Regions from separate parts of the Homo sapiens genome. Here region 1 is linked to region 2. A link is a loop called in an ENCODE intact Hi-C map of the cell type or tissue named here. Cell type or tissue: PC-9. All regions are shown on one strand. Links, peaks and the distances in the headings refer to the core of each region. The heading gives the core; the rest is flanking DNA.

The links. Hi-C counts contacts between places; a loop is a spot of excess contacts. Peaks named below come from ENCODE experiments on the same cell type or tissue, not always from the same donor. Only the 100,000 strongest peaks of a DNase experiment are listed, where the experiment ranks them.
Region 1: it touches region 2 in a loop (4-fold over the local background); 61 of 110 quality-filtered maps call a loop at or near these places.

Annotation. Positions count from the first base shown.
Region 1 is chr7:24,968,016-24,976,356 of GRCh38, forward strand. The region is part of intron 1 of OSBPL3 (oxysterol binding protein like 3); the gene reads right to left. Among named protein-coding and RNA genes, the nearest start is that of OSBPL3, 8.0 kb to the right of the region's middle. RefSeq lists an enhancer at 3,341-3,996. In PC-9, for the core only: no CTCF peak of the experiment used is centred there; DNase peaks (open chromatin) are centred at 3,466 and 5,176; H3K27ac peaks cover 1,680 bases.
Region 2 is chr7:25,065,361-25,073,701 of GRCh38, forward strand. No RefSeq gene overlaps it. Among named protein-coding and RNA genes, the nearest start is that of CYCS, 56 kb to the right of the region's middle. In PC-9, for the core only: CTCF peaks have their summits at 4,806 (motif pointing left) and 5,007; a DNase peak (open chromatin) is centred at 4,811.

The DNA of each region.
Region 1 (8,341 bases), core at 327-8,326, 97 kb before region 2:
TTGGTTTGCTTTATATATTTACTTGGAGTAATACATTTACTTGGAATAATATTCAAAAGGTATAATTTCAACTTCACACCTATCCTGCCTTCCGTTACCCCTTCCTAGGACAGTCTGATGTTATAGCAACCTCTTGTATAATCTTCAAAAGATATTTTATATTTTTATATATACAGTGAGTACAATTAAATGTTTATCAACCAGCTCTCTGGAAAAACAAAAACAAAAATGTCCTCATGTGTTATGTTTCCTGATTTCCATGGTGTAAATACTCCCACTGTGGCTGGCTTCAAACTACCAACATGAAGTAATCAGCCAAGGGCTTGGGAAGTCACGCACAGTTGGTTCCCACATGCCGGTGTAAACTGGCTTCAGCACACCAGTTTTTTTGTTTTTTTTGAGTCGGAGTCTCCCTCTGTCACCCAGACTGGAGTGCAGTGGCGTGATCTTGGCTCACTGCAGCCACTGCCTCCCGGGTTCCAGCGATTCTCCTGCCTCCACCTCCTGCGTAGCCGGGATTACAGGCACACACCACCACGCCCAGCTAATTTTTTTATTTTTAGTACAGACAGGGTTTCACCATGTTGGCCAGGCTAGTCTTGAACTCCTGACCTCAGGTGATTCGCCCACCTCGGCCTCCCAAAGTGCTAGGATTACAGGTGTGAGCCACGGCGCCAGCCTCAGCCCACCAATTTTATCCATGTGTGCATATATGCATGAATATATGTCCATGTGTATATGCATACTTTCATATAAAATATATATTATATATGGATATTCTATACTTCACTTTTTTCTTAACTTCACAATAAATCTCACATATCATTCCATATCAGAAAATGTAGAGCTGCCTCATTTTTAACGGCTCTATTATTTTTAATTAGTACTTACTGATGAAAATTAAGTTACTTGCAATCTGGTATTTATTCAAATACTCCAAGAAACAATTTTGCATATATATCATTTTGTGAATTTTGCATATCTGTAGGATAAAGTTCTTAGGACTGTTATTGCTGATTCAAAGAGTGCATGCATTTCCAATTTTGACAGATACTGCCAATGGCTCGCTACAGTTTGGACCGATTTACATTTCCATCCACGATGTATGAATACCTGTTTCTTCAAAACTTTGCCAACACTGTTACCACATTTTGTGATGTCTGCCAACCCGATAGGTGAAAAATAGCATCTCAATGAAGTTTTCATTTGCATTTTCTCTTTTTATGAGTGAAGTTAAAGTTTTCATATGTTTATGAGTCATCTGTATGCCATTTCGTGAACTATGTGTTCAAACTCTTTGCCTTTACAGTAACTGGCCTTTCTCGTACTGATTTGTTGGAGTTCTTTATATATTGATAAAAGTAGGTCTTTGTGATATGCATTGCAATTATTTTCCTAAATGTGTTGATTGCCTTTTGACATAGTTTTTAAAAATTGACCCCGCAAAAATGATATGTAATCAATAAATCAATCTTTTATTTTATAGCATCTGGATTTTGTGTCCTATCTAGAAAGGATTTTTCATCTTATTATTAAAAGTGTATTGTATTTTTTTGTATTTCTATTTGTTTTAAAGTTTTGATCCATGTGGAATTTATTTTATTTTTTGCCTGATTTTACCAACACCATTTATTATCCCTTGTGGAATCATCTTTGCCTTCTCCCTCAACCCTACTCCCAACCCCTAGTTCCTAGGGGCTATCATTCTAACTTTCCAGTATTTTGATATTATTTGTCTTTTTTCTCCTCTCACTGTGACCATCCCAGTTCAGGTCTCATCACTTTGTGCCTATACTCCCAGCCTCTGCCCTTCTCTGTCACCACCAAAACACTTTCTGCTAAGATAGCTCTTACCGTGTCACCTCCTTGTTCACTGTTTACAGCATAGTCTTTGGAGTTACTATGGGATTTAGGACTTATACCACTTGGGCCCTAATCTACCTCTCCATTTACTTTTCCCATTACACAGTCCTTCTCTTCATCAAACCGGATAGTCCACCAACTCTTAAAATGTCATGCCTTGTTTCATCCTAGCTAACCTACCACTTCTGCCTAGAATGTCCTTCCTACCTTTCCCTTCGTCCCTTTCTTTTTTTTTTTTTTTTTTTTTTTGAGACGGTGTCTCGCTCTTGTCGTCTAGGGAGTGCAGTGGCACCATCTTGGCTGACTGCAACCTCCACCTCCCCGGTTCAAGCGATTCTTCTGCCTCAGCCTCCGAGTAGCTGAGATTACAGGTGCCCACCATCATGCCCAGCTAATTTTTGTATTTTTAGTAGAGACTTGGTTTCACCACGCGGCCAGGCTGGTCTCGAACTCCTGACCTCAGGTGATCTGCCTGCCTCAGTCTCTCAAAGTGCTGGGATTATAGGCGTGAGCCATCGCACTCAGCCCCTTCATCCCTTTCTTTATCTCAATCCCATGTGCCCTTCAAGATGTGTCTCAAACACTCAACTTCTCTGCAAAAGCATCTCCCTCACTCCTCCTGAGCTCCTATAGCACTTTAATATCTTGTTTATATAAGTAGAGAAAAGATGGATCAATATATAGAGATATAGATACAGATAGATAGATATAAAAAACACAATTGTAGAGAGAAGGAGGAGTGCTATAAACATATATATCCCGAACTGAAGTGAATATTCTTTGAGGTCGGGGCTGTGGCTAATTAACATTTGCCTGCTCCCTACTTCTAGGTAGCACCTTGTACATAATAAATTGTTTTTAATAAAACGAAAATGTCTGGGGCTTAAAACGTTAGTGTGCATCATAATCACCTGAAGGGTTAAAACCAGTTTTCTGGACTCCACCCCCAGAGTTTCCAATTCCATGGGTTTGGGCCCCACCCAAGTTCTGCTAACAAGTTCCTAGATGACACTGATACATCTCCTGGAGTCACACTTTGAAAACCACTGCTTCAGACCGTTCCTCAAACCTCAAAGTAAAAGCCTTTAGAAAACCGGGGCAAAATGTGTCCAAAAGTCTCATGGACAAGAAAATCCTCTCAAACTGGGTGTCACCTAGTTATGTATAGATTTCATCCTGTCTACCCTGTCCAGCTCAAAGAGGCAGTGGCCCAAGGCCCCAGAGGCAGGTACCACAGGAACTACATCCATCCTCTGATCCTCGGACTGCCAGTCCAGTGCTGTTCAGCACACAGAGGGGGTCTCTAATCAAGGGCTTGGCAATAGAGGCCGAAAGACCTGACTGTACCCCAGTTCTGCCACTTGCTGTGTGCGTGATCATAGGAAAACTACTTCGCCCTCTCTAAGCCTGGATAACCAGGGTTCTTTGGGTGGAAGCAACAGAAAACAATTTGGTAAATGAAGCCAAAGAAAATGTATTAGAAAACAAATCAGTTCAAGGAACTAAGAGGAGGCTGGAGAGGCAAGCCCGGGCACAGCTCCGTGGAATGGAAAGCTACACCACAACAAAGCTGTATGCACAGATGGTCTGGCCATGACACATCTCGCAGCAGACTCTCCATGACCCTCCCACACCCAGAGTCCAGAGAGAGGCATGTGACTGACCTGGCTCACAGGGCCACAGCTGAGGGGAATGGGGCCCCTCCTTCTGGTCCCAGCAGACTATATCCAAAGGCAAGAAGTGACTTCTCAAATGGAAATCAGGAAGGGTAAAGGGATGTTGGAAAAACCAAACAGCAAGTGACTGCTCGCTAGCCTCTGTTTTATCAGTGATAAACTGGAATGATAGTAACCACTTCCTAAGTGATAAGATCTAACGAGGTAGCGTAAGTAAAGCACTTAGCCTGGCACATGGAGAGCGCCCAACAGCTACTGGCTGCCACTGTTATCACTGTTATTCATAATTACCTCCACCTTCAAAGGAAGGATGGTTTCCCATTCCCTAATAGCTCCAACAAGCTCCGAAGGAAACCTCAGTTAATTCTATATATGCCAGGAATTTGCATGAAGCAGCCCTACACCTGAGAAAAACCCAAGTGGGCTTCCCTGTATTCTTTTAGGCTTCACATACCCCTAACCCACTTTGCCTCAGATGCCAGACAACTAAGCTACACTAGAATCTAGCCAGCAAGTTATTTTAAGCTACATGCAGGGCTATGCTGGAGGACAGGTTGCTAGATATCATTGCGTTTCTGCTATAAAGGTGTTAAAAACTCAACTTTGGATTCAACTCCCATTAGCAAATAAACAAACCTGTGTGTCGCATCAGAGAGAGAAATTCAAAACCTCAAATCAAAAGAGGAGTTAAGGCCTCCTCCCACTCAGTTCTACATGGCCTCCAGCAATGGCAGAAAGACACAAAAGGGCAGGACTCTGCTCATCTCATCCTCCTTTGAGGATTCCCCAGCCACATTCTCTTTTCTCTTCCTTCAGCAACCTGAATCACAACCTACAGAAAAATGGAACCTTTCTCTCCAGGGTCCCAATTAAAAGCCAGACTCATTCCCTTTGAGCCACATCTCCCCACTGTAATTAATGAATTCTCTGCAACTCTTTAATGTCTATATCCCCTTCTAGTCTGTAAGCTCCTTGAAGGGAGGTTCCACATCTGTTCAATTCATCGCCACATCCCCTGCACCCAGCCTGGTGTCTGGCACATGGCATGTGCTTAATAAATATTTGTGAAACGTATGAGCAAAAATCTTAGCGCATGCTTTAATTCTAGGGAGGCATCTACTTCAAATTTAATAAGAGTTGCTGAGATTAAAAAATATATACATACATAAATATACACACACATATATATACATATATGTAGATTAAAATATATATATTAGCTTTAGCTTCTAAACATTTCAGATGACTGTCCACCACAAATTACTTGGGGAGGGAGAAATATTTGTTTTATAAGATGTAAACTATAATTTTAAAGTTCTTGTAACTATTACAATATTTGATATCAAGACAGGAAACCAGTGTGGGAATCTTTACAAGTACTACATTTTAATACATATTTGGAGAAATGTTACATTGAGGAAAGTATCTGACCCACACAATACTAAAAATAAAGATTTTAGTATTTTAACTGTAGAGGGTAAACAAAATAGCAAACTTTAGTTATAGTAACTGTCAGAGATCCTCTGCCAATCCCACACTGGATTGCTCATTGCAATTTGATTCTGCTCTGCTTTACATTTAAGCTATTTTTTTAACTCAGATCTACTCTCACACAATCTCAGAAATCACAGATGAAAATTCCACTAAGATTGTTCATCCAGCCCACACCCACTCAGAGAACTGGGCTGATTACCTCAGATATTTTTTTCATAAGTAAACACAGACATATAGACAGCAACATAATTTTCATCTAAAGAAACTTTTATGAAAGAAATTTGCTTCTTGGCTTTAAACCCACACAATATTATTATTATTCCCTAAGAATCATATTCCACTCATACTCAAGGGGTCTTGGAGCATCTAGAAACAACCATATTCTGGCTCTCAAACAACAGACTTAGGTAGAGGCAGTTATAAACCAAGTCCAGAGAAAATTCAATTTCAGGGGTACAAACAATGTGGCTAAGAACAAGGAAATTACCAGTGAGTCTTCTGTATTTTTCCAAGATGAAGGAAATATATCACCAACTTCAAAACAAAATCATTTAGATTAATAACTAAAGAAGCAATTCTTCACACTGCTATTCCATTTATTATTATAAAAGAATTTTTAAATGTTCACATAGCTTAAATAAGCCCAGGAATGATATTGGAAGGCTACAGCCTGCCTGCACAAGCTTCTGCAAAGAAGCATCTTTGAAAAAAATCAATATTTCCCAATCCTTTCATACCAGAGGAATCCTTTATAAAAAATATTATACTCCAGACTTTAAAAAAGATGACTTTGATATTTCTAAACTTTTTATGATGAAAAATTTCAAACATGTACAAAAGTATAGCACTGCACTGCCCAGCTGAAATGTAATAGGAGCCATAGATGTAATTTTAATTTCTTAAGTAGACAAAGAGTAAAAGAAAACAAGTTAGTTTTAATTACACAGTATTACAATATATTCAAAATATTATCATTTCAACACGTGATGTTTAAAAATTGAGGTATTTTTACATTATTTTTCATACTAAATCTTTGAAACTCAGTGTATGTGTTATCCTACGGCGCTTCTCAGTAAGGACTAGCCACATTTTAAAGGCTGAATAGCCACATGCGACCAACGGCTGCCTGGCAGACAGCACAGATAGAGAATTCATCACCCAGTTTCAACGATCGTCAGCTCACGGACAGCCTTGTTTCCTCTGTACTCCCTCCTCACCCCCAGATTATTTCAAAGCAAATCCTAAAAACTGTAGCATTGCAGCCATGTTCAAAGTTCCTTGACTCTTTTTAACAGTTCGTTTGTTCAAATCAGTAGGTAAACCATCAACTATGAGGACCTCTTTTTAACGACAACACATTTTGCTGACTGCAACATAATAGGAGTTACACTTTTAGTAAAATGCTGCAGTCATCTGAATGTTTATTACGCATCTATCTTGTGCCAGGTTCTGTTCTAGCCCCAAGATAAAACAGCGAACAGGGCCCAAAGGAACTTCTGGACTACACATTAGGGTCACATTAGAATCAAACTTTTTTAGAAATGCCAGTCCCGTCAGCTAGCAAATAGATAAATAAAACCGTGGTATATACATACAATGGGGTATTACTAGGCAATAAAAAGGAATGAAGTACTGATACATGCTACAACAGAAATTAACCTTGAAAACAACATACTAGGTGAAAGAAGCCAGACACGAAAGGCCACATACTATATGACTCCCCTTATATGAAATGTCTAGAATAGGCAAATCCATACAGGCATAAAGTAAATTAGTGGGTGGGGATTAGGGGAATGGACGGGCAGTATGGGGAATGACTGGTAATGGGTGCAAACTTTTTTAGAGGGTGATAAATGTTTTAAAATTATGGTGATGGTTGCACAACTCTGAATATACTAAAATCCATTAAATTTTGTACCTTTAAACGGATGACTTGTATAATATGTGAATTGTGTCTCAATGGTGAGTGGTGAGCTATGAGTCTAGACAGGGAAGCAGGAGCCAATTCAGAAAGGGTCTTTCAAATCTGCTTTAAAATGTGAAATATTCATTGATCCATAAAATATTCACAAAAATTCCATTTGAATTCCATAACAATTTTAGTACATTTTTAGTAACAGCATTACCGTAGATATGAAAAAATAGTACATAACATAGGCAAAATATTTATTCTACAGACAATGATTACTACATGTGTGAATTTGAGATCTCCTTGCAATATCTCCTTGGTCCAAAGATGAGAGCAACCAGAACAGGTGCTTTTCATGGACTTAACAAGGAATTCTGTTACTTCGACATAAAATGATGATGGCATATTCTATTGCTTCATCATAAAATGATGATGGCATATTCGTTGTTTCATCATAAAATGATAAAATACTGTGGATCAAAACAAATCAGAAAACTAGAAAACAAAATGTCACATTCCAATTAACTTTTCACAGAATACTCTAACAAAATTTAAGCAAATATAATTAATACTTTTTTCAATTGAGCAGTTACTATAGATAGGACACCATGTTTAGTGATGTGAGGAATAGAAACCTAAGGAATACACACTCACCCTGCCTTCAAGGCATTTAAAATCTAGTAAGGGAGGCAATAAGTTTGAATACATTACTAGCACAGGAGGCAACAGGGTGAGAGGAATAGGGGAAGATAAAAGGTAAGAAGTGCTGAAGGAAGGAAGGACATCAGCAACAGAGTTTGTGATCAGAAACTGAACTGGGAAGTTTCTCATATTTTAAAAAAACAAATGATCTGGGAAATTGGGTTTAGAGAGATTATGCTGACAAAAGCAGTTTATGAGTTCAGCTTTGAAAGACTTAGGTTTTCACACGGAGAGAACAGAGAGCTTTCTAGGCAACAGGAGTGCATGGACAAAGGCAAAACGCTTTGTTGATTAATAAAACTCAGACTACCAGCTCACAGGGGTGGGGAATGATAGGATGAGGCCAAAGCTGAGCCCAGTCTGCTGGATCGTGACTTTAGGCTAAGGAATCTATATGCAAATAAGTAGAGAAAATAACTTGGGGATTGAGTCTGAGATCCACCATATGTTAGTTGCAAAGCAGTTGTGAACTTAACTTTTCCTAGCCTCATCTGGAGACTGGAGATATAATAACAATGCCTGCTTTGATATTGCCCTGAGGATTAAATGCAATAATGCATGTACAGGAACTTCTGACAGCACCCGGCACATACAAGTTCAGCACCTATTACTACTGTTATTAATGTTATTATTCACTATGTAAGCCACCCAAGAATTTTTAACAACATAATGACAGTGCTTAAATAATTTACCTGAC
Region 2 (8,341 bases), core at 288-8,287:
CCCTCTTTGAAGCTGCCATGAAACACAAACTCTTCTCATTCAAACAAATGCTTAGCTGGCTTTTGGAACATAAATCTTTCATTAGCAGGTCTCGCTCTGTCATCCAGGCTGGAGTGGAGTGGTATGATCATAGCTCACTGTAGCCTCCTGTGCTCAAGTGATCCTCTCACCTTAGCCTCCTGAGTAGCTGGGATTACAGGATAACTTCCTGCAATGAGTCAGCTAAACATTCCTGAATCCAACCATTCTATCCCTGGCAAACTCCAGTATCTGATGCTCTATCACATGTGGAAACAAAGTCACTCGCATCAGTTTCAACAAGTACACTGCTTAGTGAAATATAGGTCTTTAAAAACACACTGGAATTTGAAAAAAGAAACAACACATTGATGGTAATGTCTTCCTCTGAATGAATGTGTGTAAAACTGTAACAGGCACAAAAACCAAAGCCAAAGAATCACAGACTTACATCTGTCAAACCGATTCCACAGAAGCCATTTCAATATCAGGGCTATTTCTTAGATAGGTTTAAAAATGTATCTCACAATTTAAATTGGAAAACGAAGCTAAGCACAAACACCAAGTAGAAGTTACACCACAAGGAACATGCAGGTCAGCCAGGTGTAGAAGATAAATGGTCAGAATATGATATGAAGAAGAAGACTAAGAAAGTACATATAGCAATTCAATCTCTACCAGGTTCTCTCAATCAACATTGGAATTTAATCGAATTAAAAATAATCGCTCATAATGGAATATGGCATGGGCCAGTTTTTCTGTTAATATAATGTTTGTGACAATGTGGACAGTGGCCTGGCTAATTAACGGGCAGGGAACGTGGAAGGAGCTGCTTCAGTTCAACACTGGGGACACGGTGTGGAGAACGATGCAAGGATAGCTATCCAAAATCTGTGAGGGTCTACACTGCTTGGCAAGGCGGAGCTGTATAAGTGTGTGATTGTGGAGTGCAGAGTGGCCTCTGTAATAAAAGACCTAATGACAAAAGGAAAAGTAAATGTAACAAATGCTTATACAGTGTGTCTGCAAGTGTTGATAGGCACTGTGTAGGAAGACCATGTCAAATTCATACTGAGAATTACCATGAATCACAGGGAACCAGACTGGCCTTGCTGATACCATTGGCACTCTTAGTTCTACCAAGGCATTTCTTGATAGATTCACCTAGAGGAATGGAAGTCATCCTCAAGCTTCAGATTGACCTGCTTCATGAATGTGAAGGAATAATATATGGTTGTGCAGTTTATCCTGTTACCACTAACTTTTTTCTTTTGTCTTGCTGTATAGCCCAGGCTGCAGAGCAGGGGCAGGATCACAGCCCCCTGCAGCCTAGACCTCCCAGGCTCACGTGATCCTCCCACCTCAGCCTCCCGAGTAGCAGGGAATACAGGCATGCGCCACCAGGCCCAGGTTTTTGTTTTTGTGTTTTTGATGGATCCTTGCTCTGTCTCCCAGGCTGGAGTGCAGTGGCATGATCTCAGCTCACTGCAACCTCAGTCTCCCAGGTTCAAGCAATTCTCCCCTGACTCGGCCTCCCGAGTAGCTGGGATTACAGGTGTGTGCCACCACAACTGGCTGATTTTTGCTTTTTTTAGTAGAGATGGGGTTTTGCCATGTTGGCCAGGCTGGTCTCGAAACTCTGACCTCAGCTGATCTGTCCACTTCAGCCTCCCAAAGTGCTGGGATTACAGGCATGAGCCACCATGCCTGGCCAATTTTTCTGTAGAGACGGGGTCTCCCTATGTTGCCCAGACTGGTCTCAAACACCTGGGCTCAAGTGATCCTCCCACCTCAGCCTCCCAAAGTGCTGAGATTACAGGCATGAGCCACGGTGCCCAGCACTTTTTTCTTTTGAACTATTACTCTCACATGATTTTCACTGCCACAGGTGGGGGTCCTCTGAGATAGTTTGTGTGTTATCTCCACAGGTGATAGGCTGTGTTCTGGAAGGATGTTCAGGACTTGAATTTCAGTTTTCAGTCACTCTCACTGGATTCCCAAACCAACCTAGTTTGGGACAAGAGATTATGAAACACTCCTTAGAAACACTAGCTCATCTCAACTAAAATAGGGAGCGAATGAACCTGGCATACTAAAGTGTTAATAGTGACAAAATGAAAAATATAAAATAACCACAAAATAATGAGGTAATCTTGATGGAATGGGCACATGTATCTGTGTGCCTCATTTTATGCAATGTAGGTATTTCAAAGAAGTTGTGTGTGAAATGAATTTCTGTAATCTGAATACTCCAAACAGGCCAAAGAAGCCTTGTTATTTAAAGAAATTCTGTAAGCAAATATTTTTAACTGAAAAAGTAAGGAAACTCCTGTTTCAGAAATCATTTTGTATATTTTGCTTAAAGTGAGGCACACTTGTATTAAACTAAGGAAAAAAAATCAGCGAATCGGGTTCTACTGTTTACATTATGTATAATTTCCAATGACATAAGATAAGTGAAGATGCCTAAACTGATTTGTGTTTAATTCAGCACACAGCTCAATCTGCCAACAAAGAGTTTTCATTTGGCATTTGCAAACACATTATCATTTAGATAGCACCACCAAAGCAGCTTCAATGTTGCAACTTGAACATCATTAAAGAGACTACAATTTTTGGGGGGGCAATCAATTAGGTATCCACTTAAGGTAGGCATTAAGCATTCCTAATTCTAATTAATTGATTCTAAATGATCATTTTTTAAAGCACAAACTTTTTGGTCCTGTAAAAAATGTGGTGGTTAATTGTAGCTTTAAAAAGCTGGACGACATTTTAATGTTCAAAATAGAAGTTAAATATTTTGTAAAATGATAGTAATGACCAAAAAAAAAGAAACTATATTTATGATTTAGTGCCTCTATAATCTTGTTTATATCACCAAATACAAGTCACAACTGTCAAAAACAGCTTCCAGCTGCCAAATTGTTGGACGTGATGCTTGAGGAACTGGGGAAAGGAACACTTTTTGTATTATTCTGGCTTTTGTCTCTGATAAGAAAGTGGAAACTTTGCCAAAGATATGAGTTGCAGTATTTTAATACAAAAAACAACTGCTTAAAATAATTAAGAAACCGAACCACTCAAGACAAAACAAAACAAAACAAAACAAAAATTAGCTGGGCGTGGTGGTGTGTTCTTGTAATCCCAGCTACTCAGGAGACTGAGGCAGGAGAATCCCTTGAACCCGGGAGGCAGAGGTTGCAGTGAGCCGCGATAACACCACTGCACTCCAGCCTGGGTGACAGAATGAGACTCCGTCTCAAACAACAATAACAACCAAAAACGCATTTTGAAGCTGGAGCCAATGGGAGTTGCTGTTGGATTGGATTTGGGGATGGAGTCTGAGAGGAGTCTGAGATGGCTCCACAGTGTTTGGTCTGAGCAACTGGGTGAATTAGGAACACTATTTACTGAAATGGGTGAGACTCAAGGAGGAACAGGTTTTGAGGGAAAAAGCAAGAGTTAGATTGCTGATAGTAAATTCAAGACACCTGTTAGACAACCACGTAGAGATGTCAAACAGGCAGCTGAATGCGGAGGCTGGAATGGGGGGGGAGGTCAGGGATGAGACATTAATTTGGGAGTCACAGTGTATAGATGGTAGAAAGTCACAGGGCTGGATGAGGTCACTTAGGGCGTGGCCTGTCTAGAGACATTGGCCCAGACCTGGAGCGCCCACTGCAAGAGATCATGAGGGTGAGAAGGATGCAGCCAAGACTAAGAAAGAGAGCCCAGGGAGGCTACAAATAAGTCAGCAGCGTGCAGCCAGATGAGAGTGTTTCAGAAGGAAGGAATATGTGGCCAACCATGGCAATGACAACCAATATGGATGAGGATTGTGATCAACTGAACATTGGATCTGGTAACAAGTGTTTTTCAAAGGACATAAAAGCCTGATTGGAAAGCAAATGGGAGGAGAGGATGTGGGGACAGTGAGAATAGTCAACGCTTGAACTCTTCTGTGAATAGAGTCCGAGAAATTAGGCAGAAACTGCAGGTGATGCAGAGTCAAAGGAAGACCCTTTTGCAAGTGGGAAATATTGTAGCATGTTTTGCTTGCCTATGGGAAGGAGTCAGTAGAATTGAAAAAAGGAATGATGCAAGACAGTCAAAGAAAATTTCAGAACAAATAACTCAGTGTGTCAAATATCTTGGATCCCAGCATGGGTGCTCCCAATCTTCCCCATCTGCTTCATGAAAACCTGGGATATACAAAATTATAGGTAAGGGTCCGAGATTAGAGCAGGTAGGTGGCCACAACAGGCAAAGCATGTACTCAAATGTCCAAGTTTCTCTTGTAAATTATTACCTTATTACATCGTGACATTTAGCGACAGGATTTTAGATTTAATTGTTTACTTTCTTCAATCCGTCCCTTAAACAAAAAACAAACAGAAAATGGGCCGGTCGCAGTGGCTCACACTTGTAATCCCAGTACTTTGGGAGGCTGAGGCGGGTGGATCATTTAATGCCAGGAGGTCAAGACCAGCCTGGCCAACATGGTGAAACCCCGTCTCTACTAAAAATACAAAAATTAGCCGGGCGTAGTGGCGGGCGCCTGTAATCCCAGCTACTTGGGAGACTAAGGCAGGAGAATCGTTTGAACCTGGGAGGCAGGGGTTGCAGTGAGCCGAGATTGCACCACTGCACTTCCGCCTGGGTGACAGAGTGAGACTCCGTCTTAAAAAAGAAAAAAGAAAAAAAAAAATCGAAAACAGCAGGAAAAGAATTGAATTGGACAAGGGTCGGGTGGATAACTTAGCTTTCAATAGCGACACCTAGTGGCAGTGATCAGCAGTAGCTGAAAAGAATTGAATTCCTGACAGCCTGAGGTTTTTTTTGTTCTCTTTTTTCTTTTTTTTCTCCCCTCAGGAGTAGTATCCAGGACCCACCCATTTTGTACTGAATAAACATCCCTAATGGTGCTTGGAGTCATCTGAGGAGGGAGGTCCCCAGAGAGGGGGAAAAAACCATTTTCCTGGTGGACTGGATGTGAGCCCAGGGTTTAAATTGAGTCAGAAGGATAAACTGAATTCATCTTCAGAGTTGAATTGCTCTTCTGGTAATCTGGAGGGTTGGGTTCTCCCCTGACCTGAATTTTCCGAGGAGCGATTTGTGCTGTTACACACATTTCTTTTGCTATACGAACTCAGACGGAGGTCAGAATGAACTCTGGCCAACAGGGTCTCACCTTATGGCTTTGAACAATGGGCAGTAGCAGACGTTCAGTTCCAATGATTTTGGCTGGCTCTTAATTTATAGCCGCTCCCAAGACCCATAAAGAGGTGCCACAGTCGAGGCCGGGGGCGGTGGCTCACGCCTGTAATCCCAGCACCTTGGGAGGCCGAGGCGGGTGGATAACCTGAGGTCAAGAGTTCAAGACCAGCCTGGCCAACATGGCGAAATCCCGACTCTACTAAAAATACAAAAATTAGCCGGGTGTGGTCGTGGGCGCCTGTAATCCCAGCTACTCAGGAGGCTGAGGCAGGAGAACTGCTTGAACCCGGGAGGTGGAGGTTGCAGTGAGCCAAGGTCGCACCATTGCACTACAGCCTGGGTGACAGAGTGAGGACTCTGTCTCAAAAAAAAAAAAAAAAAAGAGGTGCCGCAGTCAATTTTAAAGGTACCTCTAAATTTCACCTTTTCTGACAATAGCTTGATGCTACAGAGGGTTCTCAAAAATCTGCAATTCCCCAGATGTGACAACTAATCCAATCCCATTAGTGTCAGGCACATCATATTCTCAGTCTTTATTTTAAAAAATGAAAAGAATAAACCATACAAATAGATGAAAACATCCAAAATAATAGAGGAGGAAGCTCACACAGCTGAAAAAAAAGTTTCTTTCTTGAAGTATTATCCAAAATAATATAATAAAACATTTTCATACATATGAGAATATTACAGGGATTAGAAGATAAATAGGCTGGGCATGGTCGCTCATACCTGTAATCCCAGCACTTTGGAAGGCTAAGGCAGGCAGATTGCTTGAGCCCAGGAGTTCAAGACCAGCCTGGGCAACATGGCAAAATCCCATCTCTACAAAAAATACAAAAAAATTAGGTGGGCATGGTGGTGTGCACCTGTTGTCCCAGCTACTTGGGAGGCTGAGGCAGGAGGATCACTTGAGCCCAGGAGGTCGAGGCTACTGTGAGCCAAGATTGCACCACTGCACTCCAGCCTGGGAAATGGAAGTGAGACCCTATCTCAAAACGAAAAGAAGACGAATAAAGTTCATGGGTTAGACTTGCAAATCAATTTTCCAGTTGGATTCTGATACAAATAAAGCATGAAGAAAAGAGCGAGTAAATTTCTAGATTTGCAGTAGTTTGGATTTGTGTTTGTGAAAATATAATTATATCCTATTCTAACCTGGTATGTAGTTTTATATTAGCTTTATTCTTGGCATGTTTAATATACAGGGAAATATTTGTTCTTCCCTTTGGAAACTGTGCATTGTCTAGGCTCTATAGGACACCCCTCTGAGGGTTATCTGATTTCGAGTATGTGGAAGCCATTTTGTAACTCTGTACATTGTAGATTATTGGTATTGGTAGCAACGCAGAATACTTCTTATCTATGGACAAGCAAATTCTGTCCTGTATAGTAGAGGTTCAACTGGCTTCCTTCTTCCACAGAGGAAGAGGACAGTTTTACTTCCATCTGAACAGTCATTTCAATATTCCTGATCTGTAAATATGTCTGTTTTTCAACTTCTCCCTTAAACTGCTTACAATCTCTGTACCAGTTTCCCCATTAATATACAGTTTAATTTTTACATATGAATTTATGTTGTGATTCTATCCTACTTTGAAAATTATCTTTTAAAAATGGTAATTTTTGAAAGTATCAAAATAATTATAAAGTTCTTACCTACTACTTCTATTTTATATTGCCTCACTATATATACATATATACACACACATATGTACACACACACACATATACACACATATATATACACACTATACACACACACACACACACACACACACACATATATATATATATATTTTTTTTTTTTTTTGAGACAGAGTCTTGCTCTGTCGCCCAGGCTGGAGTGCAGTGGCATGTTCTCGGCTCACTGCAACCTCTACCTCCCAGGTTCAAGTGATTCTCCTGCCTCAACTTCCCAAGTAGCTGGGATTACAAGCATGTGCCACCATGCCCGGCTAATTTTTGTATTTTTAGTAGAGACAGGGTTTCACCATGTTGGCCAGGCTGGTCTCGAACTCCTGGCCTCAAGTGATTCCCCCCACCTCAGCCCTCCCAAAATAAAATTCTGCTGGGATTACAGGCGTGAGCCACCGTGCCCGGCCTGTCTCACTATATTTTATATAGCTTTTAAGTTGCCTTGAACTTCCTGAAATAAGTTGAGGTATAAATGAGTAAATATCCAGTGCTTAATAATCAAAATGTCTAGGCAATCTCTAAGGTTCTCACATTGATAGTCTATGATATTCTATGCATCTGGGAATAGGCAGGTCAGAAGTAAAGCTTCTTGTCTCATATACCTTTTTAAAAATTGTGGTAAAATATACATAACAAAGTTTGCCATTTTAATCCTTTTTAAGGCATACACTTTTTAAAAAGGTATAATATGAGAGCTCCTTGAGAATATACAACTGAACCAAGAAAAATCGATGTCTTAGCCATGTCTCAAGTTTGGAATTTGACCCACCTGGGCCTTAGTTTGTTGTTGGGTCTTCACCAGCTGGCCTGTTTTCACAATTTGGAACAAAGCGCATTAATAATATGCCCTACTTGTATAGACAGCATGGATTACCCCACTTCCTACTGTCACTCTTGGTAACCACAAATTCTTGATTTAAGTAAATTTTTGAAAAGGAAATTCAGTGATGAAATTCCTTGTAATTCTCATGCTACCTGTGATTATAGTTAAGCAGGGCAGAAAAAAAAAGTAATCTACTTAATACAGGAGACTCATGATATATGCTGACTTTGACAGTCTTTGATTTAGGAAGTTGGGGAAAAAGGGGGAGAAGAAACTAGTTTGAAATTGGCTAGGGTTTTTAATCATTTATATAACTCAAGACAGAAAAAAGTCTGAGTGGTTTTATAAGAGAGTTTACAGAGGTTGCTTTCTTTTTCAGTCAAAAGGAATGAAAAAAATGCTTTATATTTATTTAGTATTTAAATGGCTCACTAGTGGTAAACACGAGGCTGCTCTTGGCTGGAGGCAGCCAGGCTGGGGAGCTTGGCCACCTTGAACTCTGAGTTCCCTTGGAAAGCAGAGGGCATCAAAGTATCAGCACACTTGTAACCATTCACAGCGAGTGAGTCAGGAAGCCCTATTTTGGCT